2 separate regions of the Homo sapiens genome follow, and region 2 is linked to region 1. Evidence: chromatin loops called from intact Hi-C (ENCODE). Cell type or tissue: endothelial cell of umbilical vein. All regions are shown on one strand. Each heading gives the region's core, and the rest is flanking DNA. Links, peaks and the distances in the headings are about the cores only. Region 1 has its middle 30 kb from the start of OPHN1. Region 2 overlaps OPHN1 (oligophrenin 1).

What was found. Hi-C counts contacts between places; a loop is a spot of excess contacts. Peaks named below come from ENCODE experiments on the same cell type or tissue, not always from the same donor. Only the 100,000 strongest peaks of a DNase experiment are listed, where the experiment ranks them.
Region 2: a loop joins it to region 1, with 2.7 times the contacts of the local background. A loop is called at or near these places in 2 of 110 quality-filtered maps.

The regions. Positions count from the first base shown.
Region 1 is chrX:68,455,413-68,471,271 of GRCh38, reverse strand. No RefSeq gene overlaps it. Among named protein-coding and RNA genes, the nearest start is that of OPHN1, 30 kb to the right of the region's middle. In endothelial cell of umbilical vein, for the core only: no CTCF peak of the experiment used is centred there; a DNase peak (open chromatin) is centred at 8,381; H3K27ac peaks cover 473 bases.
Region 2 is chrX:68,232,300-68,248,158 of GRCh38, reverse strand. It overlaps OPHN1 (oligophrenin 1), which reads left to right. Exons shown (of 25, transcript NM_002547.3): 6 at 13,571-13,672. Among named protein-coding and RNA genes, the nearest start is that of OPHN1, 190 kb to the left of the region's middle. In endothelial cell of umbilical vein, for the core only: a CTCF peak has its summit at 9,402 (motif pointing left); no DNase peak of the experiment used is centred there.

The sequences.
Region 1 (15,859 bases), core at 3,833-11,832:
AAGTTGGTCAGGCTGGTCTCGAACTCCTGACCTCAAATGATCCACCTGCCTCGGTCTCCCAAAGTGCTAGGATTACAGGCCTGAGTCACCGTGCCCTGCCTGGGCCTATGATTTTCTTTGTGGCAAAATTTAAAATTACCTCTTCAATCTCCTTATATGTTACAGGTACATTGAGGTTTTTAATATCTTCTTGTGTCAGTATCAGTAGTTTGTGTCTTCATAAAAATGTGTTCTTTTCATTGAGTTTATCTGATTTGTTGGCATAGAATTGTCTATAGTATCCCCTTCTAATGTATTTTATTTATTTATTTATTATTTATTTATTTCTGAGCCACAGTTTCGCTGTTGTCACCCAGGCTGGAGTGCAATGGCAGGATCTCAGCTCACTGCAACCTCCGCCTCCCAGGTTCAAGCAATTATCCTGCCTCAGCCTCCTGAATAGCTGGGATTACAGGTGCCTGCCACCACGCCCATCTAATTTTTGTATTTTTAGTAGAGATGGGATTTCACCACATTGGTCAGTCTGGTCTCGAACTCCTGACCTCAGGTGATCCGCCTGCCTTGGCCTCCCAAAGTGCCGGGATTACAGGCGTGAGTCACCACACCTAGCCAAGTCCATTTTATTTCTATCAGGTTGGAAATAATGTGTCTTCTTTCATTTCTAATTTTAGGAATTTGACTGTTCCTTCTTTTTTGTGATCAATCTAACTAAAGGTTTGTGAATTTTGTTAATTTTTAAAGAACCAACTTTTGCTGTTATTGTTTATTGTTCTATGTATTTCTATATATTATATTTAATTAATTTCCACTCTAATCTCTATTTTTCCTTCTATCTGCTTCTTTAAAGTTTAGTTTGCTCTTCTTTTTCCAGTGTCTTAAGGTTGAAGTTTAGGTTATTGATTTGAGAGCTTTCTTTTGTAATGAAGACATTTATAGCTATAAATTTCCCTCTCAGTACTTCTTTAGCTGGATCTGATAAATTTTGGTGATATATCTCCCTTTTCTTCATGTCCAAGTATTTTCTTGTTTCTCTTGTGAATTTTTCTTTGAAGCATTGTTTATTAAAGAGTATGTTGTTTACTTTCCATGTATTTTTGAATTTCCCAAAGTTTCTTCTGTTATTTTCTAATTTCATTCCATATTTAGAAAATATACTTTATATTATTTCAAACCTTTATATTAAAATGAGGCTTATTGCATATGGTTTATCCTAGAGAATGTTCCACATGCAGTTAAGAAGCATGATTGGTGGGTTCTGTAGCTGTCTATTAAATATAATTAGTTTATAATGTGGTTCAAATCTTCTATTTCCTTGTTGATCTTGTGCTTAGTTTTTCTACTCATTATTTAAAGTAGTGTGTTGAAGTATCCAACAATTCTTTTTTTTTTTGGAGACAGGGTCTCACTCTGCTGTCCAGACTCAAGTGCAGTGGCATGATCATGGCTCACTGCAGCCTTGACCTCCCAGGCTCAAGCTATCCTCCCACCTCAGCCTTCCAAGTAGCTGGGACTACAGGCAGGTGACACCACACAGCTAAATTTTTTAGTTTTATAGAGGCAGGGTCTCACTATGTTGCCCAGGCTGGTCTTGAACTCTTGGGCTCAAGTGATCCTCCTGCCTTGGCCTCTCACCACGTTGGGATTACAGGTGTGAGTCATTGTGCCTGGCCTATCCAACTATTGTTGTTGAATTATTTGTTTCTCCCTTCATTTATTTATTTATTTTATTTTATTATTTTTTTGAGACAAAGTCTCACTCTGTTGCCCAGGTTGGAGTGCAGTGATGCCATCTCAGCTCACTGCAACCTCCACCTCCTGAGTTTAAGTGATCCTTAACTTAAGGAGTTTAAGTGCCTCAGCCTCCTGAGTAGCTGTAACTACAGGCACATGCCACCACGCCAGGCTAATTTTTCTGTATTTTTAGTAGAGATGGGTGTTCGCCATGTTGGCCAGGCTAATCTCCAACTCCTGACCTCAAGTGATCTGCCTGCCTCAGCCTCCCAAAGTGCTGGGATTACAGGCGTGAGCCACCACGCCCTGGCAACAATATTGTCTTTCAATTCATGAACATAGGGTAGCTTTCTGATTGTTTAGATCTTTAATTTATCTTACTAATATTTTTAAATTTCTACTATAGAGATTTTAGATGACTTTTGTTATATTTATTCCTTATCTTTCATATTTACTGTATTTGGAATTTGTTAAACATTTTCCACTTTCCATTTGCTAGAATATAAAACAGTTTTTTTATATATTAACCTTCTATTCTAGGCTGGGCTCAGTGGCTCGCACCTGTAATCCCAGCATTTTGGGAGGCCTAGGCCGGCTGATCACTTGAGGTCAGGAGTTTGAGACCAGCCTGGTCAACATTGTGAAACCCCATCTCTAGCAAAAGTACACAAATTAGCCAAGCGTGGTGATGCGCATCTGTAGTCCCAGCTAGTTGGGAGACTGACGCACAAGTATCGCTTGAACCTGGGAGGCAGAGGTTGCAGTGAGCCCAGATCATGCCACTGCACTCCAGCCTTGGCAATAGAGCAAGACTCTGTGTCAAAAAACAAAACAAACAAACAAACAAAAAAGCAAAAAACAAAAAATAAAACTTTACATTTTAGGACCTTGCTAAATTAATTTATTATGAGTTATTCTAATAGTGTCATTTTTGCCATACTTTTTCATTTTACCCACTCTTATGGGTATGTAGCAGTATTTTCTTGAAGTTTTAATTTGCACTTTTTGATGATTAATGACATTGTGTACCTTCTATTGTGGACATTCATGTATCTACCATTCATATAGCTGCATTTTGTTAGGTGACTGTTTAAGTGTTTTGTACATTTTTATTTATGTTGTTTGTCCTTTCATTATAGAGTTGAGCACTTCCTTATATATTCTAGGTACCAGCCCTTGGTAAGATAGTTGCTTTGCATATACAGTATTTTCTCCCAGCCTGTGGATTATCTTTTCATTCATTTTTGTTTGTTTCTTTGCTTGTTTATTTTAGAGACAAGGTCTCACTATGTCACCCAGACTGAACTGCAATGCTACAATCATAGCTCACTGCAACCTCTAACTGCTGGACTCTAACAATCCTCCTGCCTCAGCCTCCCCAGTTGCTAAGACTACAGACATGCATCACCAAGTCCATCCTTTTTTTTTTTTTTTTGGCGAGGATGGGGGCAGATGGAGTCTTGCTCTGTTTGACCAGGGTGGTCTTGAACTCTCGGCCTCAAGTGATCCTCCCACCTCAGCTTCCCAAAGTGCTGGCATTACAGGTGTGATCCCAGCCTTGTAATGGTAACTTTTGATGATGTTCTGCATTCTAACTATGACTCTTGTCAAGAATTTATGTTTTTCCGGTTTTGGATTTGTTGGGTCTCTTGAATCTGTTGATTGATATATTCATCAGCTCTGGGTAGACCTCAACTATTATCTCTTTATTCTCTCTCCCAATCTCCCGAGATTTTTTTCATTTGCTCTCAAATTTAGCACAGACTAGACCTTCTCATTGATTTGTCTATGTCTACTACCCTCCCTTCTGTCTTTGAACATTCTCTGACACTTTCTGGATAGCTTCTTCTACACTCTACCAGATTACTGATTCTTTCCTTAATTTCTTAATATCAGTTCACTGTTTTTAATCAGTTTCTTAATATCTTAACCTATTCACGGAATTTACTTCTTTTCCTTTTTTTTTTTTTTTGAGACGGTGTGTTGCTTTTTGCCCAGGCTGGAGTACAATGGTCTATCTCAGCTCACTGCAACCTCCACCTCCCCGGTTCAAGCAATTCTCCTGCCTCAGCCTCCTGAGTAGCTGGGAATACAGGCACGTGCCACCATGCCCGGCTAATTTTGTATTTTTAGTAGAGACGGGGTTTCACCATGTTGGCCAGGCTGGTCTCGAACTCCTGACCTCTGGTGATCTGCCCACCTCAGCCTCCCAAAGTGCTAGGATTACAGGCATGACAGTGCTTGGACATTTTTTTTTTTTTTTTTGAGACTGTCTTGCTCTGTCACCCAGGCTGGAGTGTAGTGGCGTGATCACAGTTTACTGCAGCCTCAACCTCCTGGGCTCAAGCCATCCTCCCACCCTAGCCTCCCGAGGAGCTGGGGCTACAGGTGTGCATCACCATGCCCAGCTATTTAAAAAAAAATTGTTTTTAGAGATAGGATCTCACTATGTTGCCCAGGCTGGTCTCATACTCCTGGTCTTAAGTGATGCTCCCACCTTGGCATCTCAAAGTGCTGAGATTACAGGTGTGAGCCACAATACCCAGTCTCTTCTTTTTTATCTATGTTTTGTATCAATCTTAAGCTTATATAAATGTGGAAGGGGGTTCTCCTTTTTTTTGTAAGATGAAGTCTTGCTATAATATTGCCGATTGGACTCAAACTCCTAGGCTCAAGGTATCCTCCCACCTCAGCTTTCCGAGTAGCTGCGACTACGTGGCACACATCACCATATTCACCTAATGCTTACATAAATGTTGAAAGTGCAGTATAAAGCTGTTTTATTTCCTGATCTATTTGAGATTAAGTTGCCAACAAGATATGCTATCAGCCCTGAATATTTTAGTGTGTATTTCATAAAAACAAAGACATTCTCATGCACAACCACTGTACAGCCATCAAAATCAGGAAATTATCATTGATACACTACTACCATCTAATCCCCAGACCTGATGTAAGTTTCTTCAGTTTTCCAATACTCTTCATCAGAGCAAAGTGATTCAGGTCAGGATTATGTGCTGTATTATTTGTCTTTTTAGCTGCTTTCAGAGTGGAACAGTTTCTCAGTCTTGCCTTGGCTTTCATGATCTTAACACTTTTAAAGATTACAGGATCAATCCACAATTTGGATCTTCTAATTTTCTTCATGATTAGGTGAAAATTATGCATCTTTGGCAAGTTAATCAGAAATGATGTTGCATTCTTATTGCAGCCTATGAGATGTCACATGATTTTTATTTGTTCTATATTATTATTATGAGACAGGATCTTGCTCTGTTAGCCAGGCTGGAGTGCAGTGGCACAATCATGGCCCACTGCAACATCTGATTCCCGGGCTCAAATGATCCCCCCACCTCAGCTGTCCCAGTAGCTGGGACTACAGACATGCACCACCACTCCAGGCTAATTTGTTATATATTTTTAGAGACAGCGTCTTGCCATGTTGCCCAGGCTGGTCTCAAATTTCTGGTCTCAATGATCCTCCCACCTCAGCCTCTCAAAGTGTTGGAATTACAGGTGTGAGTCACCACGTCCAGCCTGATTTGTTTCTTTATTAATGATGCTGACTTAGGCCGGGCACGGTGGCTCACGCCTGTAATCCCAGCACTTTGGGAGGCCAAGGCAGGCGGATCACCTGAGGTCAGGAGTTTGAGACCAGCCTGGCCAACATGGTGAAAGCCTGTCTCTACTAAAAACACAAAAGGTTAGCCAGGCCTGGTGGTGTGTGCCTGTAATCCCAGCTACTCAGGAGGCTGAGAAAGGAGAATCTCTTGAACCCGGGTGGCAGAGATTGCAGTGAGCCAAGGGTGTGCCACTGCACTCAGCCCAGGAAACAAAAGCAAAACTCCGTCTCAAAAAAAAAAAAAAAAAAGATGCTGACTTGAATCACTTGATTAAGGTGGTGTCTGGAAGGGTGTTCTGCTGTAATATTACTCTTTTTCTTTTGTAATTAATATGTATTTTTGTTAGGAGGTATTTTGAGCCTATGTGAATAGTCCATTACTTATCAAACTTTCAGTTTACTCTTTCAATATAAGTTCAGCTTCATATTTTCCCATTTTATTCAATGAGTTTATACTTCTCAACTAGCATTATTTGTTTTGATATTCAGGTTGTCCTAAACTTGGCCAGTGGGAGTCCCTTGAAGCTTGATTCTATGTCCTTTTGATAAGATCCCTTCATTCTTTGAGCATTCCTTTGCTTTCTGGCATAAGATCTTCCAGGCTCGTTTTGTATTTACCCTGCCCCAGCCCAGGACTCAGTCATTTCTCCAAGCATCCCCACTTCTAGGGGTAGAGAATGAGATTTAGAAAGCAAAATTTGGGGCCGGGCACAGTGGATCATGCCTATAATCCCAGCTACTCAGGAGGCTGAGGCAGGAGAATCACTTGAGCCCAGGAGGTGGAGGTTGCAATAAGCCCAGATTGTGCCACTACACTACAGCCTGGGCAACAGAGCGAGATTTCCTCTTAAAAAAAAAGAATGCAAAATTTGGGTGCTAAGTGTGCATGTTGCTATGGAGATATTGCTATTCTCAGCTGTCTCAGTGAGCAGAGCTAGGGAATATACGTGGATGATTTCATCATCGCATATGGGCTCTGACACTATGTGACAGGTCATTAATTGCTTCCACATAAACACCCTCCTCACTCTCATATTTCTTTTTTTTTTTTCTTTTTGAAATGGAGTTTCAGTCTGTCGCCCAGGTTGGAGTGCAGTGGCATGATGTCAGCTCACTGCAACCTCCGCCTCCCAGGTTCAAGTAATTCTATCTGCCTCAGCCTCCCGAGTACCTGGGATTGCAGGCGCCCACCACCACACCCGGCTAATTTTTGTATTTTTAGTAAAGATGGGGTTTTGCCATGTTGGCCAGGCTGGTCTTGAACTCCTGACCTCAAGTGATTCACCCTCCTCAGCCTCCCAAAGTGATGGGATTACAGGTGTGAGCTACTGCACCCGGTCCACCCTCCTCACTCTGATCTGGCTGAAACACCCTGCTTTGAGCCACCATAGCTTCCCTTAAGCCTAGTTCAGAAACCTGCTTTTCTTCATCACTTTTAATGTCTTCTGAGCTGAATTATTCAGAAAGAAAAGGGCAAAGTAAGAAAGGGAAGGAAGGCCGGGCACAGTGGTTCACGCCTGTAATCCCAGCATTTTGGGAGACCGAGGTGGGCAGATCACCTGTGGTTGGGCATTTGAGACCAGCATGACCAACATGGAGAAACCCCATCTCTACTAAAAATACAAAAGTAGCCGGGTGTATTGGTGCATACCTGTAATCCCAGCTACTTAGGAGGCTGAGGCAGGAGAATCACTTGAACACAGGAGGTGGAGGTTGCGGTGAGCCAGGATTGCACTGTTGCTCTCCAGCCTGGGCAACAAGAGCAAAACTCCATCTCAAATAAATAAATAAATAAAAAGAAGAAAGAAAGAAAAAGAAAGGGAAAGGAAAGGGAGAGTAGAAAAGGGAAAGTAGAAAGGGAAATGGAAGGATGAGAAGGAAAGGGAAAAGGAAATGGAAGTGGAAGAGGAAGAGCTTCACTGAATTCTTATTTTCAGTTATTGTACTTTTTAGTTCTAGAATTTCTATTTCTTCCTTTTTTGCAAATCTGGGATATATCTATTTTGATGTTTATTATGGAAAATGTCTAACATAAACAAATAAAGAAATAGTATAGGCCAGAAGCGGTGGCTTATGCCTGTAATCCCAACATTTTGAGAGGCCAAGACTGGAGTATTGCTTGAGGTCAGGAGTTGGAGACTAGCCTGAGCAACCACTCTTGACTACTAAAAATAATTTTTTTAAAAACATTAGGTAGGCATGTTGGAGCATACCTGTTGTCCCAGCTGAGGTGGGAGGATTGCCTGAGCCCAGGAAGTTGAGGCTGCTGTGAACTGAGATGGCACTACTGCACTCCAGCCTGGGCAACAGAGCAAGGCACTGTTTTAAAAAAGAAAATAGTATAATGAGCCTCTTTGTACTCATCACCAGCTTCAACAGTAATTGATTCATGGCCACTCTTGTTTAATTTATTTTCCCTGCTGTGTCTGACCTGGGTTATTTTCAACCAATCCCATATATCGTATCTTTTTTAAAATAAACTTTTATTTTAGAACAGTTTTAGATTTGCAGAAACATTGAGAAGATAATATAGAGAATTCCCATATACTGCAAACCCAGTTTTTCCTGTTATTATTGTATTACACTAGTATGGTACTTTTTTTTTTTAAACAATTAGTGAGTCAGTATTCATATATTATTGTTTCCGGAAAAGGGGTCCCGATCCAGACCCATAAGAGAGGGTCCTTGGACCTCGGGCAAGAAAGAATTCAGGGAGAGTCCACAGAGTAGAGTGAAAGCAAGTTTATTAGAGAAGTAAAGAAACAAAAGAATGGCTACTCCATAGGCAGAGCAGCAATGCAGGCTACTTGACTGAGTATACCTATAGTTATTTCTTGCTTATATGCTAAACAAGGGATGGATTATTCATGAGGTTTCGGGAAAGGGGGGACAATTTCCGGAGAAGAAGTTCCCTCCCCTTTTAAAACCATATAGGTTAATTTCCAGACGTTGCCATGGCGTTTGCAAACTGTCATGGCGCTGATGAGAGTGTCTTTTACCATGCTAATGCATTATAATTAGCATGTAATGAGCAGTGAGGACCACCAGAGGTCACTTTCATCACCATCTTGGTTTTGGTGGGTTTCAGACAGCTTCTTTATCACACTGTGTTTTTGTTTTGTTTTTGTTTTGTTTTTTTGAGACATGATCTCACTTTGTTGCCCAGGCTGAAGTGCTGTGACGTGATCTGGGTTCACTGCAGCCTCCACCTCCTGGGTTCAAGCGATTCTCTTGCCTCAGCCACCCAAGTAGCTCGTGCCACCATACCTGGCTAATTTTTGTATTTTTAGTAGAGATGGGGTTTCGCTATGTTCTCCAGGCTGGTCTCGAACTCCTGAGCTCAAGCAATCAGCCCAACTTGGCCTCCCGAAGTACTGGGATTACAGGCTTGAGCCACCGTGCCCGGCCTTTGCATTCTTTTTTTATCAGCAGGGTCATTATGACCTGTATGTTGTACAGGTCGTTATGACGTACATGTCATAACGACCTCCTATCTCATCCTGTGACTATGCATGCCTAACCTCCTAGGAATGTGGCCCAGTAAGTCATAGCCTTATTTTACCCAGCACCTATTAAAGATGGAGTCACTCTGGTTCGAGTGCCTCTGACATTATTATTAACTGAATTTCACACTTTATTCAGATTTCCTTAGTTTTAACATAATGTCCTTTTTATGTTCCAAGAAGTTATTCAGCATACCACATTACATTTAGTCATCATGTCTTCTTAGGTTCCTCTTGACTGTGACAGATGATGCCATATCTTTTTATCTATATGTATTTCCATATGTATTTTTATACAAGAACTCCGTAGGGGAGGAAAAACGATTTTCTCTCTAAACTTCATAGTTCTTAATTGGGATGGACCCCTGTAAAAAACTGATTAATAAGAGAAAAGCAAATGGAGGTTTATTAACATGTATACCTCATGTATACATAAGAGATACCAAGAGAAATAGTAAATTTCAAAGAGGTGGCTTTGAATTCTGGCTTAAATATTATCATACACTAAAACAAAGAAACAAGGGTGCAGACAAGGCCAGTTATGGTGAGGTACCCAGGAAAAGTACAGTAAAGAAGGATAAGATTTGTTATGCATATTTAAGTCACTGACTTCTCCATTGATGAATGTCTAGTGATTTAGTCATCCTTCTCTTACTGGAGCAAAGAGAGAGAGAGATCCTTATAAATGGAAATTTCCTTTAAATTTCCTTTACAAAAGGATAACTATTATGTTTTCAGAACTTCTAGGTCTGCAGTTTCTGAAAGTAATAAACTCAAAATAATCCTGTGTCAAAGAGGCATATTTTATTGTGGCATATTCTGGTCTCCTACTGAGGCAGGAGAACAGGGCCTGGAAGCAGGGAACCTAAGGACTTCCTAGAACTAAATCAAAGGGAAACACTTCAGCTATGACAGGAAATATCCTCTTCATTTACATAGGTCACACACCGAGTAAATGACTTTGTAACTTTACTTCATTCTCTTCATTTACATAGAGTGTACACTAAGTAAATAACTTTGTAACTTCACTTTAACCTCTTCATTTACTTAGAGCATGTACCAAGTAACCAATGGAAACCTCTAAAGGGTATTTAAACCCCAGAAAATTCTGTAACCGGGCCCTTGAGCCGCTTGCTCCATCAACTCCCACCGTGTGGTGTGTGCTTTCAGTTTCAATAAATCTCTGCTTTCGTTGTTACATTCTTTCCTTGCTTTGTCCTTTTTTGTCCAATTATTTGTTCAAAACGCCAAGAACCTGGACAGGACACCCTCAACTGGTAACACTACAACTCTTTGTCAAAAATAAATAAGCCCTGGGCTGTGGCTCATGCCTGTATTCCCAGCACTTTGGGAGGCCAAGGCAGGTGGATCATCTGAGGTCAGGAGTTTGAGACCAGCCTAGCCAACATGGTGAAACCCTGTCTCTACCAAAAATACAAAAATTAGCCGGGAGTGCTCGTGCATGCCTGTAATTGCAGCTACTCGGAGGCTGAGGCAGGAGAATCACTTGAACTCAGAAGGTGGAGGTTGCAGTGAGCCGAGATCGTGCCACTGCACTCCAGCCTGGGCGACAGAGCGAGATTCCATCTCTAAATAAATAAGTAAATAAATATCAATCTTCATTATCTTAACCAATAAAGAATAAATCTTTACTATCATTGAGTTAGTGTTTAAATTTCTCCAATAGCCTCATTTTTTTTAACAATTTGTTCAAGTGAAAATCCAAAATCCAAAAGTGGTCCATATAGTGTGATTGATCGTGGTCCATACAGTATGATTGATTGATGCCTTTTAAGTTCCTTTTTTTTTTATTTTGAGACGGTGTCTCACTCTGTCTCCCAGGCTGGAGTGCAGTGGCGAGATCTCAGCTTGCCGCAACCTCCACCTCCTGGGCCCAAGCAATCCTCCCTCCTCAGCCTCCTGAGTAGCTGGGACTACAGGGCACGCCTCATCATGCCTGGCTAATTTTTGTATTTTTGTAGAAATGGGGTTTTGCCTTGTTGCCCAGGCTAGTCTGAAACTCCTGGAATCAAGCCATTCGCCGGAATGTACTCAGCCTCCCAAAGTACTAATATTACAGGCGAGAGCCATTTCACCCGACCTTAAATTCCTTTTAATCTATAAATTCTTCATGTCTTTTTTTTCCTGCCCTCCATTTTTTGTTATTGAAGAAACTGTCCTCCAGAGATTTCCACAGTCTGTATTTTGGTAATTGTGCTCCTATGATGTTGTTTAACATGTTCCTTTGCATCCTTCATTTCCTGAAAACTGGCAGTAAATTCTAGTCTTAAACAGATTCAGATTTGAACATAATGTGCTATTGTTTCTCTTTCTGTGATGTTAGTAGTCAATGATGATCATTGCCCAGAGCCATTATTTTATTAGGGAGTTGCAAAATTGTGATGCTCTAATTCTATCATCCTTTTAAATTTTGTTAGTTGGAATACTCTTCTTTCTTTTTATTTTATTTTATTTTATTTATTTAGTTATTTATTTATTTATTTTTGAAGCAGGGTCTCGTTCTGTCACCCAAACTGGAGTGCAGGGGTGCAAACACAGCTCATCACAGCCTCAACTTCCCAGGCTTCAGCGATCCTTCTGGCTCAGTCTCCCCAGTAGCTGAGACCACAGGCGCCTGCCATCATACTGGGCTAATTGTTGTACTTTTTGTAGAGATTGGGTTTCGCCATGTTGCCTAGGCTGATCTCAAACTTCTGAGCTAAAGCAACCCTCCCTCGTCAGCCTCCCATAGTGCTGGGATTAAGGCATGAACCAGTGCACCCAGCCCATCTTTTACATATTCTTTCTTTTTCAGGGTTTTACTCCGGTCACTGAGCAGGCTGGAGTGCAGTGGCGAGATCTCGTCTCACTATAACCTCTGCCTCTTGGGCTCAAACGATCCTCCTGCCTCAGCTTCCTGAGTAACTGGGACAACAGGCACATGCCACTATGCCCGGCTAATGTTTGTGTTTTTAGTAGATATGGGGTTTCACCAAGTTGGCCAGGCTGGTCTTGAACTCCTGGCCTCACGTGATCCACCCGCCTAGGCCTCTCACAGTGCTGGGATTACAGGCGTGAGCCACCGTGCCTGGCCTACATTTTCTTCTTCAGACATGGAATCACCATTTCTCCAATGAATCCTGGTTCCTGTACACTGTTATTGGGTGCATCATAGCTTTTAGGCCATTTTAGTGATCAGAGTTCAAAAATACGTGTGTATATATGTATGTAGATAGATGTAGATATTGCTACACATAGATATACATAAAGATAGATATATAGAGACATATATATAGAGACATATATATATATGTCTCTCTCTCTCTCTCTCTCTCTCTATATATATATATATATATGTAGACAAAGACATTTTTAAGAGAAAATGCATCACATTTTAACACTGATATTTACAAGTCAGATGAGTTTTTAGGGCTGGGTACTAGTGGCTCACGCTTGTAATCCCAGCACTTTAGGAGACCATGGCAGGAGGATGACTTTAGACCGACCAGGAGTTTAAAACCAGCCTCAGCCGGGCGCAGTGGCTCATGCCTGTAATCCCAACACTTTGGGAGGCTGAGGCAGGCAGATTGCCTGAGGTCAGGAGTTCGAGACCAGTCTGGCCAACATGATGAAGCTCCATCTCTGCTAAAAACACAAAAATTAGCCAGGCATGGTGGTGCGCACCTGTAATCCCAGCTACCTGGGAGGGCTGAGGCAGGAGAATCATTTGAACCCAGGAGGCAGAGGTTGCAGTGAGCCAAGATTGTGCCATTGCACTCCAGCCTGGGCAGCAGGAGCAAAACTCTGTCTCAAAAAAAAAAATAAATAAATAAAACCAGCCTGGGCAATAATAGTGAGACCCCATCTCTAAAAAATATATAATAAAATGAAAAACAAGTTTTTAACTGAGTTCTTTGAGTTTGTAATTGTATCTGTTTTACACTGCAAATCTGGGGGTTCCCAACATCATTAACGTAATTATATATTTTCTTTATCCTATTGTTATACTATTAGTTTTGCTATCGTTACTAACAATATTATTCTGAACAACAGTTTAAGACTTACTTTGTTCATTATTTTAAGAATTTATACCTCCAGGAATTTAAAGTTAAATTACTATATTTCGACCGGGCACAATGGCTCACACCTGTAATCCTAGCACTTTGGGAGGCCAAGGCAGGCGGATCACCTAAGGTCAGTAGTTCGAGACCAGCCTGGCCAACATGGTGAAACCCAGTCTCTACTAAAAAATACAAAGATTAGCTGGGCATGGAGGCACGCACGTGTAATCCCAGCTACTCAGGAGGCTGAGGCAGGAGAATCACTGGAACTCGGGAGGCAGAGGTTGCAGTGAGTTGAAATCATACTACTGCACTCCAGCCTGGGTGACAGAGCCAGACTTCATCTTAAAAAAAAAAAAAGAAAAATTACTATATTTCAAATTTACTTAAAATAATTCACTTTTATGGGTTATGCTACCAATATGATGCACAGGTTCATTTGCTTTTGACTTTTTTGTTTTTTTAAAAATTTTTTTTTAAATTTTTTTTGTATTTTTTTTCATTATACTTTAAGTTCTAGGGTACCTGTGCACAACGTGCAGGTTTGTTACATAGGTATACATGTGCCTTGTTGGTGTGCTGCACCCATTAACTCATCATTTACATTAGGTATATCTCCTAATGCTATCCCTCCCCCTCCCCCCACCCCACAACAGGCCCCGTTGTGTGATGTTCCCCTTCTTATGTCCAATTGTACTTATTGTTCAATTCCCACCTATGAATGAGAACATGTGGTGTTTGGTTTTTTGTCCTTGCACACCATGGAATACTATGCAGCCATAAAAAATGATGAGTTCATTTCCTTTGTAGGGACATGGATGAAGATGTTTTAAAATTTTATATTATTTAAAAATAAATGTTTACATGGTCCCAAAGTCAAATCTACAAAACAGTATGTACTCAGAGAAGGGTAGTTTCTTTCCCTGTCTCTTCCATCCTATTATCTTTCTCTCCCTTCTCATATAGGTAACTATAGCTAACCTTTTCTCTGTTTGTTTATATTTACATCTATATCTATAGAGAATATATTCATGTTCTCTTCCTTTCTAAAAACAATAGCATAGTATGCACACTTTCCTCCACTTTTCTTTCTTTCTTTTAGTTTTTTTTTTTTTTTAGAGATGCGGGTATCCCTATAATCACTATGTTGCCCAGGCTGGCCTCCAACTTTTGCTGCCTCAGCCTCCTGAGTAACTGGGACTACAGTCACACACCAGTGCACCCAGCTATTACCCATCCTGCTTCTTTTTTTACTTAAAAATATATCCTGGAGATCACTTTACAGTAGTATATAAAGATATTCCCTATTATTTTCCTCAGTGGTTTCATTGCTGCTCAGTAATTCATTATTTGGATACTTCATAATTAATTCAACCTGTCCCATGTGGATAGGCATTTTCGTTGTTTCCAGTCTTTGACTATTAGCCTTAATGCTTTGATACCTGCCTTATGCATACATCTTTTCATACTTTTTTAGTGTGTCTTTGTGATAGATTATTTTCCCTAATTGCTACTGGATTTTAAGGCACAATAAGAAAAGTTTTTCCCACTCCTAGGTTATAGAGGAATTAATTCATATTTTCTTTTAATTGCTATGTCACCTTTTAGTTGCCAGTTCTCTGATAAAAATAACAAGCTTGGATTTTTATTACTTTGAACATTGAGAGCATAGTTATTTTATGGCCTGTGTTTGATAATCATAATATCTAATTTTGTGTGTGTGTGTGTGGATCTGTTTCTGTTTATTTTGGCTATTGTTTCTAAAGATACTTTTCTTATTTTGTTGTATGCATGTTTATCTTTGATTATGTGGTATAATATATTTGTAAAAATAAGTGGAAGCAGCCGGGCATGGTGGCTCACACCTGTAATCCCAACATTTTGGGAGGCCGAGACGGGCAGATCACTTGAGGTCAGGAGTTTGAGACCAGCCTGGCCAACATAGTGAAACCCCGTCTCTACTAAAAAATAGAAAAATTAGCCGGCATGGTGGCGGGCGCCTGTAGTCCCAGCTACTCAAGAGGCTGAGGTGGGAAAATCGTTTGAGCCTGGGAGAAGAAGGCTGCAGTGAGCCGAGATGGTGCCACTGCACTCCAGCAGCCTGGGCAACAGAGTGAGACCTTGTCTCAAAAAAAAAAAAAAAAAAAAAAAAGTAGAGGCTTAGAAAATGCATTCTTATTCCAGAGAGGTATTTTATTTGCTTCTGTTTGGTGTGTGGGAACACTATCAGTCGGGGATTACTTAAATTGAATTTCAAGACTTGGTATTTGTAAGCCAATCAGATGGTAGGCTGCAAACCCAATGGAAGTGCTGGTTTAGTTCTGCTTCATGTTTCCCTTGTTGAAACAACTAAATGGTGGTGTTTCAGGAATAAAGTAAAAAGTAATACAAAAAATTAATGAATTAAAGAAGGAAGAAAGAAGAAAAAACACAAGAAAGAAAGAAATATTCATGAAGATTTTCCTATGAGAAAAATTTTTAAAAAATAAAATAAAATAGTCTGGGCAAAGTGGCTCACACCTGTAATCTCAACACTTTGGGAGGCCAAGGCAGACAGATCACCTGAAGTCAGGAGTTCGAGACCAGTGTGGCCAAGATGGCAAAATTCTATCTCTACTAAAAATGCAAAAAATTAGCCAGGCGTGGTGACGCGCACCTGTAATCCCAGCTACTTGGGAGGCTGAGGCAAGAGAATTGCTTGAACCCAGGAGGCGGAGGTTGCAGTGAGCTAAGATCACGCCACTGCACTCCAGCCTGGGCAACAGAGAGAGACTGTCTCAAAATAAATAAAATAAAATAAAATAAAATAAAATAAAATAAAATAAAATAAAATAAAATAAAATAAAATAATAAAAGAAAGAAAGAATTAAATGGGATGCCAGCACCCTGGGTCCCTATGTATGTAAACTGAAACCCAACTCTGTAAATAGTCATATTATCGG
Region 2 (15,859 bases), core at 4,585-12,584, 220 kb after region 1:
TGCTGCCAGGAGTTGGCAGGGTGGTGGTGTCTGCAATTCTGGACTGTTTTATCTATCTCCTCAGTGTCCTTTCGGCGATATGAAGTTACAACCAGGTACTTTGTACTATGAGTGCTTACATGATTTTTGGTTCTGATGAAGGTATTTTTTTCTGTGTAGATAGTTGTTAACTTGGTGTCACTGCAGTGGAGGGGGACAATCGGTGGAGCCTTCTATTTCGACATCTTGCTCTGCATCTTTCCACAATAATTGGCAATTTATTCTTTTAAAATTTTGAGATGAGTGGAGTGCAGTAGCGTGATCTCAGCTCATTGCAACCTCCCACCTCAGCCTTCAGAGTAGCTGGAAATACAGGCACACCCCACCATGCCCAGCTAATTTTTGTGTGTTTTTTTTTTTTTTTGTAGAGACTGGGTTTTGCCATGTTACCCAGGCTGGTCTCAAACTCCTGGGCTCAAGCAATCCTCCCGCCTTGGCCTCCCAAAGTGCTGATATTACAGGCATGAGCCACTGCGCTCCACCTGGCAATTTATTCTTGATTTACTGTAACTCTGGGAAGGACATGGCTAGCACATAACTTAATGTCAACATTTCTTTTTACAACTGAAAGGAATATTGGGCTTTTGGGATGCATCTCTTGTCCTTGGTGGACTATAAGGGTGTTGAAAGCCAGTTGTAATGGCCTGTCCTCTGTAGATTCCCCTCAGAACTAAGTCTATGCCTGTTACAAGCTTAGTTACTATATTTATAGCTAGCACAGATAAGAAATCTATGTGATGGAATATTAAATTTATGCCTGACAAGCAAAACTATAGTAAAGAGAAAATTTGCCTACGGCCTTAAATACTTTGGAGACAGACAAATTTACAAGGACAGTATGTGAGGTCGGGGTTATAATATGATCGTGTACACAGAGAGAGTACAGGAAGGACTGCAAACAAAGATAGGATATGGGGATATTGAGGAAGACTTAGAGAAGACACCACTGAGAAGATGATACATCTTCTTGTATGGAATCTTGAAGGACGATTTGAAATTAGCCAGTGAAGTGGAGTGTGAGGTACAAGGATGCTAAGTGGAGGGCTCAGCTTGTACAAAGAAAGTTTTCAAAGTACGCGTTGCCATCTCATGAGGGATCATGTATATCCTCTCAAGGTGAGTATACTTAGTCCTGTAGTTGATATGGAACGCTTTGCAGCAGGGGAATGTAGTAAATTTTAGATAGTTTAACCCACCTCTTACTGGTTTTTTGCATTGGGTAAGATATTTAATCTTCCTGAGGTTTAGTTTCTTCATTTGTAAAACAGTACTACTAAAGTTTATTATACAGCAACTTTGATCATTAAATGGGGGTCAAATATCTAGACTATGCATAGTATATTAGAGCTACTCAGAAAATAACAGATTCTCTTCTCTTTATACTCATGTTTGATTTCCTGTATTACATTATATTTTAATTTAGCAAGTGTATCTTGAGCACCCATTTTCGCCTATTTCAATGCTAGGCCCTAGGGATGGAGTTGAATAAGATACCGTCCTTGACTTTATGGAGCTACAAGTTATGTAAACTAACTATTCTAACCACAAGACCATGGTTTCTTGTCTCCTCTGTGCCACTGGGCAACCATCGACCCACTCATTTTCTAGCCTTCTGCAAAACTCCTCTTTATCCTCACCTATCTTTGCCTTTTTATCTCTCATCCCAGAAAACATCCTGGCCCTTCTCCTGCCCATAGATGATCTCTTCATTTGGGTTTTTTATCCCACTCCTTGTATTTTCTTATTTTTTCTCCCTCCATATAGCAACACACTTAAATCCCTCTTGCATTAAAAACAGAGCCCCATTCTTACTGTCAAGGCCTGGAAGGACTACAGCATAACAGTTTTGGCTAAATGATGATAGTCAACACATTGTAGCAATAGGAACTCAAGAGTTGACATTATTTTAAAACGGAGGTATGGTACCTCAGGATGGTTTTTTAGCAGGGAGCAAGGTGCTTAGTTCAGTGGTGGTAGGAAGGGGATAATGGCAAGTGTCAAAGTTGTCCATAACCGGCCAGGCACAGTGGCTCACGCCTGTAATTCCCGTACTTTGAGAGGCCGAGGTGGGTGGATCACCTGAGGGCAGGAGTTTGAGACCAGCCTGGCCAACATGGTGAAACCCCGTCTCTACTAAAAAGACAAAAATTAGCCAGGCCTGGTGGCATTGCACCTGTAATTCCAGCTACTCGGGAGGCTGAGGCAGGAGAATAACTTGAACCTGGGAGGCAGAGGTTGTGGTGAGCGGAGATTGCACCATTGCACTCCAGCCTGGGTGACAAGAGTGAAACTCCAACTCAAAAATTCATAAATAAATAAATAATAAATAAAGATTTTCCATAACCAAATATGATCCAGTTATAGAGGGCATGACTATCAATGGAGGGTGTGATTCACACAAAATTCATCTGGCACTCAAGTGGTATGCAAGGTAGAGACTGGGAATTCTGAACCAGATAGAAGTCCTGATGTTTCAAATGGGACACAAAGTCAGAGTCAGGCTGGTAGCCACATTGACATGACAGTAAATCTAGTGTATGGGGCTGGAGTTCTTAATCTACCCTGTCTCATTGTAGACTTGGTCTCAGCAACTAGAGCCAAGGTAGACCTATATGAGCAAATTAAGTAGACTCCACTCTTGAAAGAAGAAACGAGTCTGCTAAATGCCTTACTATTTAAATAAGGAAATCTTTGAGAAAGTATGTTTTATATAGAGGAAATCATATGAACAAAAAGCACAGTATGAAAAAGTGTGGCATATTTGGGGAACATATAGTAATCTGGTGTGATTAGAATATACATGTTTCATACAAGGAGTGCAAGAGGTGAAACTGGAGAGTAGATTGGCGTGAGACTGCAGGGCCTTGAATACGAGGCTAAAGAGTTTATACTTGGTACTGAGTTAAGTCTACTAGTACTGTCTTATACCTGGTGTCTGTGGGATCTCATTTAGGGGTGTGCTGTGTCCTTAAAGCATTTCCTTAGTGCCTTTCCTTATAAAATATATGGTGGTTTCTTCACAAGGTTATCTACTTCTACATTGGGAATATTGAGAGTCAGAAGGTTAAGATTTTTGTTTAAGGTAATGTAAGTAGTAAATGGAAAATGCAGAATTTGAACGTGGTTTAGTGCCCTTTCCTAGTATATAACCTAGTATATTGTCGAGGTTAGAAGTAAGGGCTTTAGAGTCAATTATGGGTTTGAATCTCCATTTCTTTTACTTCTATTAGCTTGTGCAACTTTGGAACAGTTCGTTTTCTGAGGCTCAGGCTCATTCCTCTTCTGTAAAATTGGGATAAGAATAGTAACATTCACAGGCTTGTATGAGGATTCAAAGAGGTAATGCATATCAAGTGCTTAACATAACAACTTACAAATAATACTCAATAAGTGGTAACTATTTCTAGTATTACATTAAAGTTATATTGGAAAAATGTGTTTTTACTTGAAAAAGTTAACTCAGAATATGTAGAATAAAAGGAGTTGATCCAGTATTCTGATGTTATAGTCATATTTGGATAGGAATTCATGCTTGTTCTGCACTGAGGTTGCAAATTTGCTTCATGTGTTCATTCACTGATTCACTAAACAGATGTTAATTTGGCCACACTCTGTACCTGACACCATTCCTTGTACAATGAACAGGACAGATGAAGTCTCTGCTTATGTAGACCTTACATTTTAGTGGTGTGCCAGAGGGTGGGAGGCAGATGTTAAACAAATAATTAGATAAATAATTTCAGATTGCAACAAATGCAATAAATGCTTTGAAGACAATAAAATCGGTGATTCGATGTTACTTGTGGGGGTGGAGTTGGTCTAGGGCAACTTTAGAAGGAGTCATAATGGACAGCCTCTGAAAATGTGACACTTCAGGTGTGACCTGAACATTGAAAAGAAGCCAGTCATGAGAAAAATTGGAGAAAGAGTGTTCTAGTCATGGCAAGCGCACAAAGGTCCTGAGGTAGGAACAAGCTTAGTGGTTTGTCTAAGGAACTAAAAGAAGGCCATTGTGTCTGAAGTGAACACTGATGAGAGAGTGTTCTGGCCCAGGCCAGATCATAGGGGATTTTGTAGGTCATAGTAACAACTATGGATTTTATCCCAAGCACAGTGTGGAGTCCTGGAAGTTTTTAACTGTGGGGAATGATATGATCAATTTATATGTTTTTGATAATAATAATAGCTTTTGTTTATTGGACAGATACAGTGATAAGCACATTACATGCATATATTTCATCAGTCTTCACATAACCCAGTAAAATATGATGTTATTTTTGTGATTATTTTAGAGATTAAGAAATCTGAAGCTTAGTAAGGTTAATTTTTTAAAGGTCACAAAATTATTGTTATTTATAGAACCAAGATTTGAGTTTGAGTTTATCTGATCCTAAGCCTACATGGCTTTTATTAAGCTAAAATATATATAACAGGCCAGGCATGGTGGCCCACACCTGTAATCCCAGCACTTTGGGAGGCCAAGACGGGCGGATTACTCGAGGTCAGGAGTTTGAGACCTGCCTGGCCAACATGGTGAAACCCTGTCTCTACCAAAAATACAAAAATTAGCTGGGCGTGATGGTGGGTGCCTGTAATCCCAGCTACTCAGGAGGCTGAGGCAAGAGAATTGCTTGAACCTGGGAGGTGGAGGTTGCAGTGAGCTGAGATCGTGCCACTGCACTCCAGCCTGGGTGACAGAACGAGACTCCAGGTCAAAATAAATACATAAATAAAATACATATAACAACATTGGCTATTTTAATCATTTTAAGTGTGTAATTCAGAAATATTGATTGTATTAAAAATGATATGCAACCATCACCATCAAATATTTCCAAAACCCTTTTATCACCCCAAGCAGAAACTCTGTACCCGGTAAGGAATGACTCCCCATTTTCCCCAGCCCTGGTAAAGTCTAATTTACTTTCTGTCTTCTCTATGAATTTTCTTATTCTAGCCAAGCTTGCTGGCTCATGACTGTAATCCTAGCACTTTGGGAGGCCGAGATGGGCAGATCATGTGAGGTCAGGAGTTTGAGACCTCAGCCAACATGGTAAAACCCCGTCTGCACTAAAAATACAAAAATTAGCCAGGTGTGGTGGCACATGCCTGTAGTCCTAGCTACGTGGGAGGCTGAGGCAGGAAAATCACTTGAACCCAGGAGGCAAAGGTTGCAGTGAGCCAAGATCGCACCACTGCACTCCAGGCTGGGCAACACAGTAAGACTCCATCTTAAAAAAAAAAAGAATTTTCTTATTCTAGATATGTCATATAAATGAATTCATACTATATTTCTCTTTTTGTGTCTGACCTATTTGAATTAGCATAATGTTTTCCAGGTTCATTCATGTTGTAGCATGTATCAGAAGTTCCTTCATTTTTATGGGTTAATAATATTCCATCTAGTGTATATACCACATATTTTTTGTCCATTTATCAATTGATAGACATTTGGGTTTTTTCCACCTTTTGGCCATTGTAAATACTACAGGGAACATTGGTCACCAAGTATCTGCTTGAGTCCCTGTTATCTATTATTTTGGGTATATACTTTGGAGGGAAATTGCCTGGTTATATGGTAATTCTGTGTTTAAATTTTTGAGAACATGACAAAATATTTACCTGGGTGCCTGTACCATTTTACTTTCCCATCAGCAGTTCACAAGAGTTCCAATTTCTTCACATCCTCAAGAACACTTATTTTCCACATATATAATTTTCATTTCTAATTTTTTTATAGACAGGATCTCAGCCTGTCACCCAGGCTGGAGTGCAGTGGCATGATAATAGCTCACTGCAGCCTTGCATTCCTGGGCTCAAGAGATCCTCCCGCCTCAGCTTCCTGACTAGCTAGGAATACAGGCATGTGCTACTGCATCCAGCTTTTTTTTTTTTTTTTTTTTTTGTAGAGATGGGGGTCTCACCATGCTGGTCTCAAACTCCTGGCTTCAAGCGATCCTTCTGCTTTAGCCTCCCAAAGCTCTGGGATTACAGGCTATTTTCTGTATTTTTTATTTTAGATATCCTAATAACTGTGAAGTCATATTTCATTGTGATTTTGATTTGCATTTCCAATAACTAATGATGTTGAGTATCTTTTCATGTATTCGTTGGCTATTTCTATATCTTGTGATATGGCCATATGTCTATTCAAGTTTTGCTCATTTATTTTCTTATTGTTGAGTTTTTTCTTTTTTTGAGATGGAGTTTTGCTCTTGTTGCCCAGACTGGAGTGCAATGACGCGATCTCGGCTCACTGCAACCTCCGCCTCCCAAGTTCAGGTGATTCTCCTGCCTCAGCCTCCCAGGTAGCTGGGATTACAGGCATTCACCACCACACCCAGCTAATTTTTTGTATTTTTAATAGAGACAGGGTTTCACCATGTTGGCCGGGCTAGTCTTGGACTCCTGACCTCAGGTGATCTGACTGCCTCAGCCTCCCAAAGTCCTGGGATTACAGGTGTGAGCCACCGTGCCCAGCCTCTTATTGTTGAGTTTTAAGAGTTCATTTTATGTTTTGCATACTAGACCTTTGTCAAATATATATGCATAATTGTGTATAATTTTATATAAATGTGATCATATAGCGTTCTGTTTTGTAACTTTTTTTAATACTCACTAATATCATGGATACCCCTGTAGGTCAATAAATGTTCTCTTACAATTTGTAATGACTCATAATGTTCCATTACATAAATGAATTATAATTTAGTTTGTTTTTATTTCTTTGTTCCACTTTGCTATTATTAATAATGGTATAGCAAACATTTTCGTGAAACATGAACTGAAGCAGATAGAACAGCAATTTCATTGGAACTTTTTAACATTTGCCTTTCTGAAACTGATAATAATTGCCCAGGAAAAATAAGTGACAATATCAAAATCTTAACAATACAATAAGTTTGAGCTATTTTATTTACATAGAATACACAGAACTTTGTATCCAAGAAACAGGGATACATGTTCTTTTGGGTACACAGACAACATTAAGAAATATAAACTATGCATCAGGCTATAAAGGAAGCCTCAAAAATTCAAAAGATTCTATATCACATAGAGTATGTTTTCTAACCATAAGAAAATAAAATTAAAAATTAATGATAAAACATTCCATATTTGGGAACTAACAAAATGGCAAATATTCTTTGGGTTAAAAAAATAAATATATTTTATGATGAAATGACAATGAAGTCAGTATATATCCACATTTGTGGGACACAGTTCATTATGTAGAAAGGAAGTTCATTGCTTTAGATATATTGATCAACAAATAAGAAAGATTAAAAACAAATGTATTGAGCATTTAAATTAAAAAAATTGATAACAACAACAAAACCTACCCGAAGTGACAAAACAGCTGGACATATAAGACTTAAGGGCAGAAGTGAAATAAATTAAAAAACAACTATAACAATAAAAAATGGTAGAGGTAATTAACAAAGCCAAAAATTAGTTATTGAAAGGATTAACAAGGTAGACTGGTAGGAAAATGCAAACAAACACAGTAGAGAATATAGAGTAAAATAAATGAAATATTACAGACACAACAGATTTGTTAAAAAGACGAAAGAATTATAACACATTTGAAAAAAAAGAGATGAGGTTAATTCCTAGAAAAATGTAAATGGCCAAAAGTTGGCAAAAGGAAAGAGGGAGACTGAGTAGACGGATATATATTAAAGATATTGAAATGGAATTCATACTTCCCCTCCCCTTCACTCCCTCAGAAAAAGTGGTCCCCAAAAATTTTAACCTTAGAAATGAGTCGGTTCAAATCCTTTCATTACTAGTGTAAAGGAGAAAAACATGTGCTTATTGTAATCAAATTAGAATTGCAGGAAAATTAAGTAAATAATATTTATATGATAACCTATAGCAAACATTATACTAAATGGAGAAACTTTAAATATGTTCATCTTACGATGGAGAACAAGAGAAAGATACCCATTTGTCTACTATTGTTTAACCCAGTACTGGAGAGCCCCACTAATACTGTTAGAATGAAAATTGGCCGGGCGCAGTGGCTCATGCCGATAATCCCAACACTTTGGGAGGCCGAGGCGAGCAGATCACCTGAGGTCAGGAGTTTGAGATCTGCCTGGCCAACATGGCAAAAACCCATCTCCACTAAAAATACAAAAAATTAGCCAGACATGGTGGCTGGTGCCTGTAGTTCCAGCTACTTGGGAGGCTGAGGCAGGAGAATTGCTTGAACCCGGGAGGCAGAGGTTGCAGTGAGCCGAGATTGCGCCACTGCACTCCAGCCTGGGAGTGAGACTCCTTCTAAAGAAAAAAAAAAAAAATAGAAAAGGAAAGAAAATTAAATAAGTGCACAAAGATGGGAAGGAAAGATTTAAAATTGGTTACTATTTGAAAAACATTACAAAACAGCATGGTGTTATTTGCAGATGATATAATTATATAACTGGGAAAATCAGCAGCATCAGTAAACTTTATAAGGACTAATAAGAAATTCACCAGATTGGCAATGACACGAGTAATTTGCCAAAGTTAATATTATTTTTAATACGTGCAATAAGTAACCAGTAAATGTGATAAGTAATATTGATACGGGAGGGGGGCAGGCAAGTGCTAGGAAGAGAAAGGCCCGGTCCCTGGCTAGGGCTCCACCCCTGGGCCTGTGCCCACGGACCTAGGTGAGGACAGGCATTTCTGTTTTCATGCCAAAATGTTGCATTTTCCAAGACCACCCTGGCCCGCCATGCCCCCATCCTTTGCCTATAAAAACCCCAAGACCCTAGAGGGCAGAGACACAAGTGGTTGGACATCGAGAGGAACACACAGGCGGAAGAACACAGCCGCAGACACCAGCAGATACCAGGAGGACACCGGCAGACACCAGGAGGACACCGGCAGACACCAGGAGGACACCGGCAGACACCAGCAGTTGCCAGCAGGTCATCTATGGCGGGAAGACGCTGAGTTCAGCCGAGGGCGGTCAGAGGAGAGGCAGGAGAGCTCGGCGGCTGAGCGGCCTGACTCCTGGGGAAAACCAACTTCCCACTCCATCCTCCTTCTGGCTCCCCATCCATCTGCTGAGAGCTATTTCCATCATTCAGTAAAACCTTGCACTCATTCTCCAATCCCATGTATGATCTGATTTTTCCGGTACACCACGGCAAGAACCCGGGATACAGAAAGCCCTCTCTCCTTGTGATAAGGCAGAGGGTCTAATTTAGCTGATTAACACGAGCTGCCTATAGACAACAAAACTAAAAGAGCACACTGTAACGCACGCCCACTGGGGCTTAAGGAGCTGTAAGCATTTGCCCCTAGATGCTGCCTTGGGGTTAAAGCCCACATGCCCCACAACCTGCCCATCTGCATGCGCCCCCTAGAGGTTTGAGCAGAGGGGCACCGAAGAAGCGAGCCACAGCCCAGTCTCATGCCCTGTGAAGGGGATAAGGGAACTTTTCCCGTTTCAATATCATTCACATTAGCAATAACAACTAAAATATGCAGAAATTATTTTCAAAAGAAATACACAAGATCTCTATTGGGAAAAACATTAAAATCTAGTAAAGGACATGGAAGAAAATATAAATAAATTCTAGACCTTTCCTCTTTTCAAATGGATTTCGTTAATATTATACAGATGTTAATTCTCCTCTAATTAATCTATAAATTAAAGTTTAGTTGGGTTTTTAGCTTAATATGCACAAATAGCTAAGTTAACCTTAAAAAAAAAAAGACAAAAGAAGGGAGATTTTCTCTACCAGGCAGCACACATATTACAAAGTCAGTGGAGTGAAAACAGTCGGATATTGGTCCTCAAACAGAAGGCTAGTCAAACAGAATAGATAGCTGAAGTTCAAACTCACATATTAATTTAATATAAAATAAAAATCGCACTCCAAATTAATGGGGAGTGGAAAAATTCATAGGTGATTATAGGAATAATGAATCTCTATATAGAGAAATATAAAGCTGGATTCCTACGTAACATCACAAACAATGCTGAATTCCAGGCGGATGAAGGGCCTAGAAGTGAAAGGCAAAACTCAAAGGTTGTTTCTGTCCTGTGTATATACCCTTTTCTGATAAATATATGGAACAAACTAGGAATTCAAGGGAACTTCTTCAACCTGATTGATGGCAGCTGTAACCAAAACTAGAAGTTAACATCACACATAAGGGAAAGACTAAAATCTTTTCCTCTATGGTAAAGAACAAAATAAGGATGTCTACGTTCTTCACTTTGATTCAACATTGCACTGGAGGTTCTAGTTAGCATAATTAGCCAAAATTGGAAAGAAGTAAATCTATCTCTATTTGCAGATGACTTCATGTTGTATATAGAAAATCCTAAGGAACACACACACACAAACACATACACACACACACAGAACTAATGAAGGAGTTCAACAACATTGTGTAGGATACAAGATCAGTATATAAAAATAAATTTTATTTCTATCTACTTTGGAATAAAATTGTATGTCTATTGACATTAATAATGTGAACATTAAGAAAACAATCTGATTTAATCAAAATGATTAAAATACTTAGGTATAAATTTAACAAAAGATGTGCAAGACTTATATGCTGAAAACTACAAAACATCATTGAAAGAAATTAAAGAAGCCCTAAATCAATAGAAAGACAAGCTGTGTTCATGAATTGAAAGCCTTAATATTGTTAAGATGGCATTACTCATCAAGTTGATCTACAGATTCAATGCAAGCCCTATCAGAATTCCAGCTGGCCATTTCACACAAATTGGTAAGATGATCCTAATATCCACATAGAAATGGAAAGGACCAGAATAGAAAAAAATGTCAAAGGCAAATTTTTAAATTTCAAAACTTACTACAGGCCGGGCGTTGTGGCTCACGCCTGTAATTCCAACACTTTGGGAGGCTGAGGTGGGTGGATTACCTGAGGTCAGGAGTTCGAGACCAGCCTGGTCAACATGGTGAAACCCCGTGTCTACTAAAAATACAAAATTAGCTGGGTGTAGTGGCACATGCCTGTAATCTCAGTTACTTGGGAGGGTGAGGCAGGAGAATCTCTTGAACCCAGCAGGTGGAGGTTGCTGTGAGCCGAGATCGCACTGCTGCACTCCAGCCTGGGCAACAAGAGTGAAACTCCATCTCAAAACAAAACAAAAGAAAACTTACTACAAAGCCACAGTAATCAAGATAGTGTGGTGCTGACATAAAGATAGACATATAGATCAATAGAATAAAGAGTCCAGAAACAAACATTTATGGTTCACTAATAATTTACAAGGATATTAAAAGCAATCAGTTGGGAAAGAATACTCTTTTGAATAAATGGTGCTGGGACTACCGGATATTTACTTGCAAAAGAATAAAGGAAACATAGTACATCCATACAGCCAAATAATATTCAGTCATAAAAAGGAGTGGAGTACCGATACATGCTACAATATGGATGACCCTTGGAAACATTATGTAAGTTTAAGAAGCCAGTCACCAAAGGCCATAATGCAGATTCCAGTTAATATGAAAGATGTAGAATAGGAAAATCCATAGAGATGAATGTAGACTGTGGCTTTTTGAAGGTGGGTGGAAGGGGGAATGGAAAATGATTACTAATGTGATTAAGATTTCTTTTTGGGGTGATGAAAATATTTTGGAATTAGATAACAGCAGTGGTTGCACAGCTTTGTGAATATGCTAAAAACCACTGAATTGTACACTTTAAAAGGATGAGTTTTATGATATGAGAATTATATTTCAGTTTTTAATTTAAAAATTGAATTTGAAGGAGAAAGTATTCCACAGAATCTTATCGGTCCTTGGTGAAGGCAGTAAGGTTTTCTGGCCCATGCTTTTCTCAAATAATTGGTACTTTAAATTGATTCAACAGCTGGAGGAACAGTTTGTCCTTCCTATGTTTTGTGTGAAAATGTCTACCTCCTGTGTTTTGGTATCTGAGTTAGGGTTGGGCTATGGAACTTCTCGAGTTGTATTCCTAAGACGTCTTGATTATTTATAAGCCCCATGAATGTTATTCCACCCATGATAATCTGGGCTACATGGACTGTGATCTTGGATGTTAGTTCAGCTTATTTGAACCTTAATTTCCTTTACAATATCTGCTTCTCAGTGTTGTAAAGTCTAAATGAGATAATAGACTTTAAGTGTCTATCATAGTGCCTGGCCTGATGTAGGCCTTGGTTAATGAATGTTAGCTTCCTCCCTACACGTTTCCCTTCATTAAAAAAAAATAGTAAAAAGCACATTTCTTTCTTTCTTCCCTGTCCACCCCGCCTGAAACAGAGTCTTGCTCTCTCACCTAGGCTGGAATGCAGTGGCACAATCTCGGCTCACTGTAACCTCCACCTCCCAGGTTCAAGCAATTCTCCTGCCTCAGCCTCCCAAGTAGCTGGGATTACAGGCGTGCACCACCAAGCCCAGCTAATTTTTTTTCTCTTTTTTTTTTTTTTGTATTTTTAGTAGAGATGGGGTTTCACCATGTTGGCTAGGCTGGTCTCGAACTCCTGACCTCAGGTGATCCGCCCGCCTCGGCCTCCCAAAGTGCTGGCATTACAGGCATGAGCCACTGTGCCCGGCCAAAAGCACATTTCTTATATGTCACAGGTCACTCAGCTCTGCCCTAGCTTCCTGCCCAGCAACAGATTGCTTGTAGCAATAAACCATGGGTGATTTTTTTTTCTTTGATCCGTGTGTCCCCTGCTGTGCCTCTTCTACTACCTGGCACATTGCAGGTGCTCAGTGATTTTGGATTTCGCATGAGACAGCACAAGCCATTTACATTGATTTTCCAGCATGATGCTAAGAGAATAGTAGAGTGTCAGCATTAGTCTGTGACAAAGGAACATTGTTAGTGCTACTTTAGATGCTGTGTTTCTTCCAGTTGTGCTGAGTAGCAGAGAACTTAATTAAATTTCATACTCGAGAAGAGTAAAGGCTGAGTCCTTCATCTGCCACAAATCTTTACAACCCTTGCTTTCTAGTTAAACTTTCCAGGATTTTTTTTCTCTGTTTTTAATATCAGCTTTTTGGAGTGAAGTGCTTAAATAATACCAAGTAATTTATTAAAAAGAGACAATCCCAGGTTCCTATTTCTTTGGAAATGTTTTACTTATTATTAGCTGTCTAAGTGCATTGTAGATTAACCTTTTCATGACAAATATTTACTTCCATTTGTGTTATGTCTTCTTCCTTTGTAAGAAAATTTGAATGAGTGGTTAATCTATGTGAAAAATATTGGAGGGAAGAAAATATATCTACTGCACAGGCCCTTTTAAGGTATCATTCTCTAAGGAGCAGCTTCCATAGCTTTCAGCTGTAAAAATAGGGACTGCCATTTCTGCAGGCAGAATGGTTTGGGGTTATATTTCAGGAAGCTGAAACTGCTGAGACCAATACAAAGTTAATTCTCCGTTGCTTTTTTTTCCTTCCAGGAGCTAGAGGGATTGACCACCTGAAACCTGACACTATCTCCTTCATTCTCCTTTCTAAGCAGACAGAGTTACAACTACAGACATTTAATCTTTGCCCTTCTTTCCCACCTTTAGGAGCGGAAAAAGAAATTTGAAAAGGATGGTGAGAGGTTTTATTCTTTACTGGATCGGCACTTACACCTGTCTTCAAAAAAGAAAGAATCTCAGTTACAAGAGGTATGTTCACAAAGCCTGCCCCTGCCTTCCATTGCTAGCTATGCCTTAGAAACAGTGTGAATTTTGTACTGCAAGGCTTTTCCCATACCCCGTCTCAGCAGGGAACCTCATGTGATAGTAGCACTTGTAGTCAAAACTGTGGCCTGAGACTCAGAAGCCCTGAATACTAAGCCAGCTCTTCCACTAACTCAGGGTGTGACCTTGGATAGGATACTTCTTTCTTTGCCTCATTCCATTATCTGTAAGAAGAGGAGTCGAGAGTCCCTTTCAATTGCAAGTCCAAAATCCATGCGAGGATAAAGTTAAACTAGTGTTGTATTTGGTAGAAATCAGGAACAGATCTTCTACTTTTTTCCCTGAGAGATTCCACAACCTTTTTTTTTTTTTTTTTTTTTGGTGAGGGGTTAGGGGAATGTTCTGTTTTGGGACTACTGCTTACCTGGGACTTGCAGTGCCTTCAGTTCAAATAAGCTACCATTCGGTGAGACCCTACCACATGCCATGAACTGTACTGGATGCAACATGGCTACAGAAACAATGAGACATGATTCCTGCCCTTCTGCAGCTTACTGTTGGGCTACTAAATAAGAAAACACATTACTCTTATACAAATAGATTTTTTTTACATACTTTAATGTGTATATGGTGCTTTTGTTGGGAGTGGGAAATGAGAATAGAAGACTTATGTTTGGATGTGGGGAATTTCCTTTGTGGAAGAATGTTGCCCTTCCAATTTGACGTGGTCATTAAAATATAGGTAAAGTGTTTGACAGGTGAAAATGGATAAATGGACCTTTCAAACAGAGACCAATGGCCCAAGGATGGAAGGAACATAAGTAGAATTCTATTTTAGGAATCTCAAACTGGCATAGGTTGTAGGGTGAATTAGATCAGGGAGAGACTAGAAGCAGGATAAACAGTTTAGGAAACTATTGATCTAGGAAACGATCTAGGGGAAAGTGACAGAGCCGTAAGAGAGGCACTAGGGAAGGAAAAGAAGGAATAAACTGATTGAGAATTTTTCTAATGGAAGGAGGGGTCTATATGTTCAATGAAAGATTCAGTAATAATGGAGATTTTAAAGATTCAAGTATGAAAAGAGATATCTGATGGAATAATATCATAGGCAGGAGCTGTCATCTTGTCCATGGTCACACAGATTGTGGCAGAGCTGGAGCTCATCTCCTGATAACTGGTTTCATAGATATCCATCACATCATCTGAGGTGCTTGAAGGTAATAGGTCAAGAGCCTCAGTGTGGCCGAGTGCAGTGGCTCATGCCTGTAATCCCAGCATTTTGGGCGGCCAAGGCAGGTGGATCTCTTGAGGTCAAGAGTTTGCAACCAGCCTGGCCAACATGGCAAAACCCCAGCTCTACTAAAAATACAAAATTAACCGGGCATAGTGGCACATGTCTGTAATCTCAATTACTTAGGAGACTGAGGAAGAAGAATCGCTTGAACCCGGGAGGCGGAGGTTGCAGTGAGCTGAGATCACTCCATTGCACTCCAGCCTGGGTGACAAGAACGAAACTCTGTCTCAAAAAAAAAAAAAAAAGCCTTAGTTGTGGATGGAGTTAGTATTGCAAAGGAGAAGGACTACTTTCCTTCCATAAACTAGAATTGAGTCTGGGATCTTCTATCATTTTCCTTTTGCCCACTTTTGTTTTTTTCCTTTTCTATCTATTCTGTGTCGCGGTTTCTATGCAGAAAACAGTCAACAGGCCTGAGACTGCTATGCTTAGAAAGACCTGTTTACAAAATTAGCCCTTGGAATGGCATCTGGGAACTTCACTGTTAAACAGCTCCCAACATTGATTTAGAAGTTTCCCTTAATGGGTAAGAATGGCTGACTGTGCCAAGCCTGGCTCTGCAAATAATGTAGCTTATGTCGAACACCTTTTTCTTCTGGTACTCTTGAATTTTGGTTGTGCTGGGCAGAGTGTGCCTGTGTAACTAGCCCCGCAGTAAAACCCTAAGCTACTCATTCTCTTATGAGCTTCCCTGACTGATAACATTTTCTCTGTGTTGTTACAACTTGTTGAAGGAAGAATTAAATGTGTCTTGGGTGACACCACCGTGAGAGATCTTTTGGAAGCTTTTACCTAGCTTCCTCTGCATTTTGCCCCAGGCACCTTTTCTCTTTGCTCAGTCGGCTGTGTACGCTTTCACTGAAATAAATCTTAGC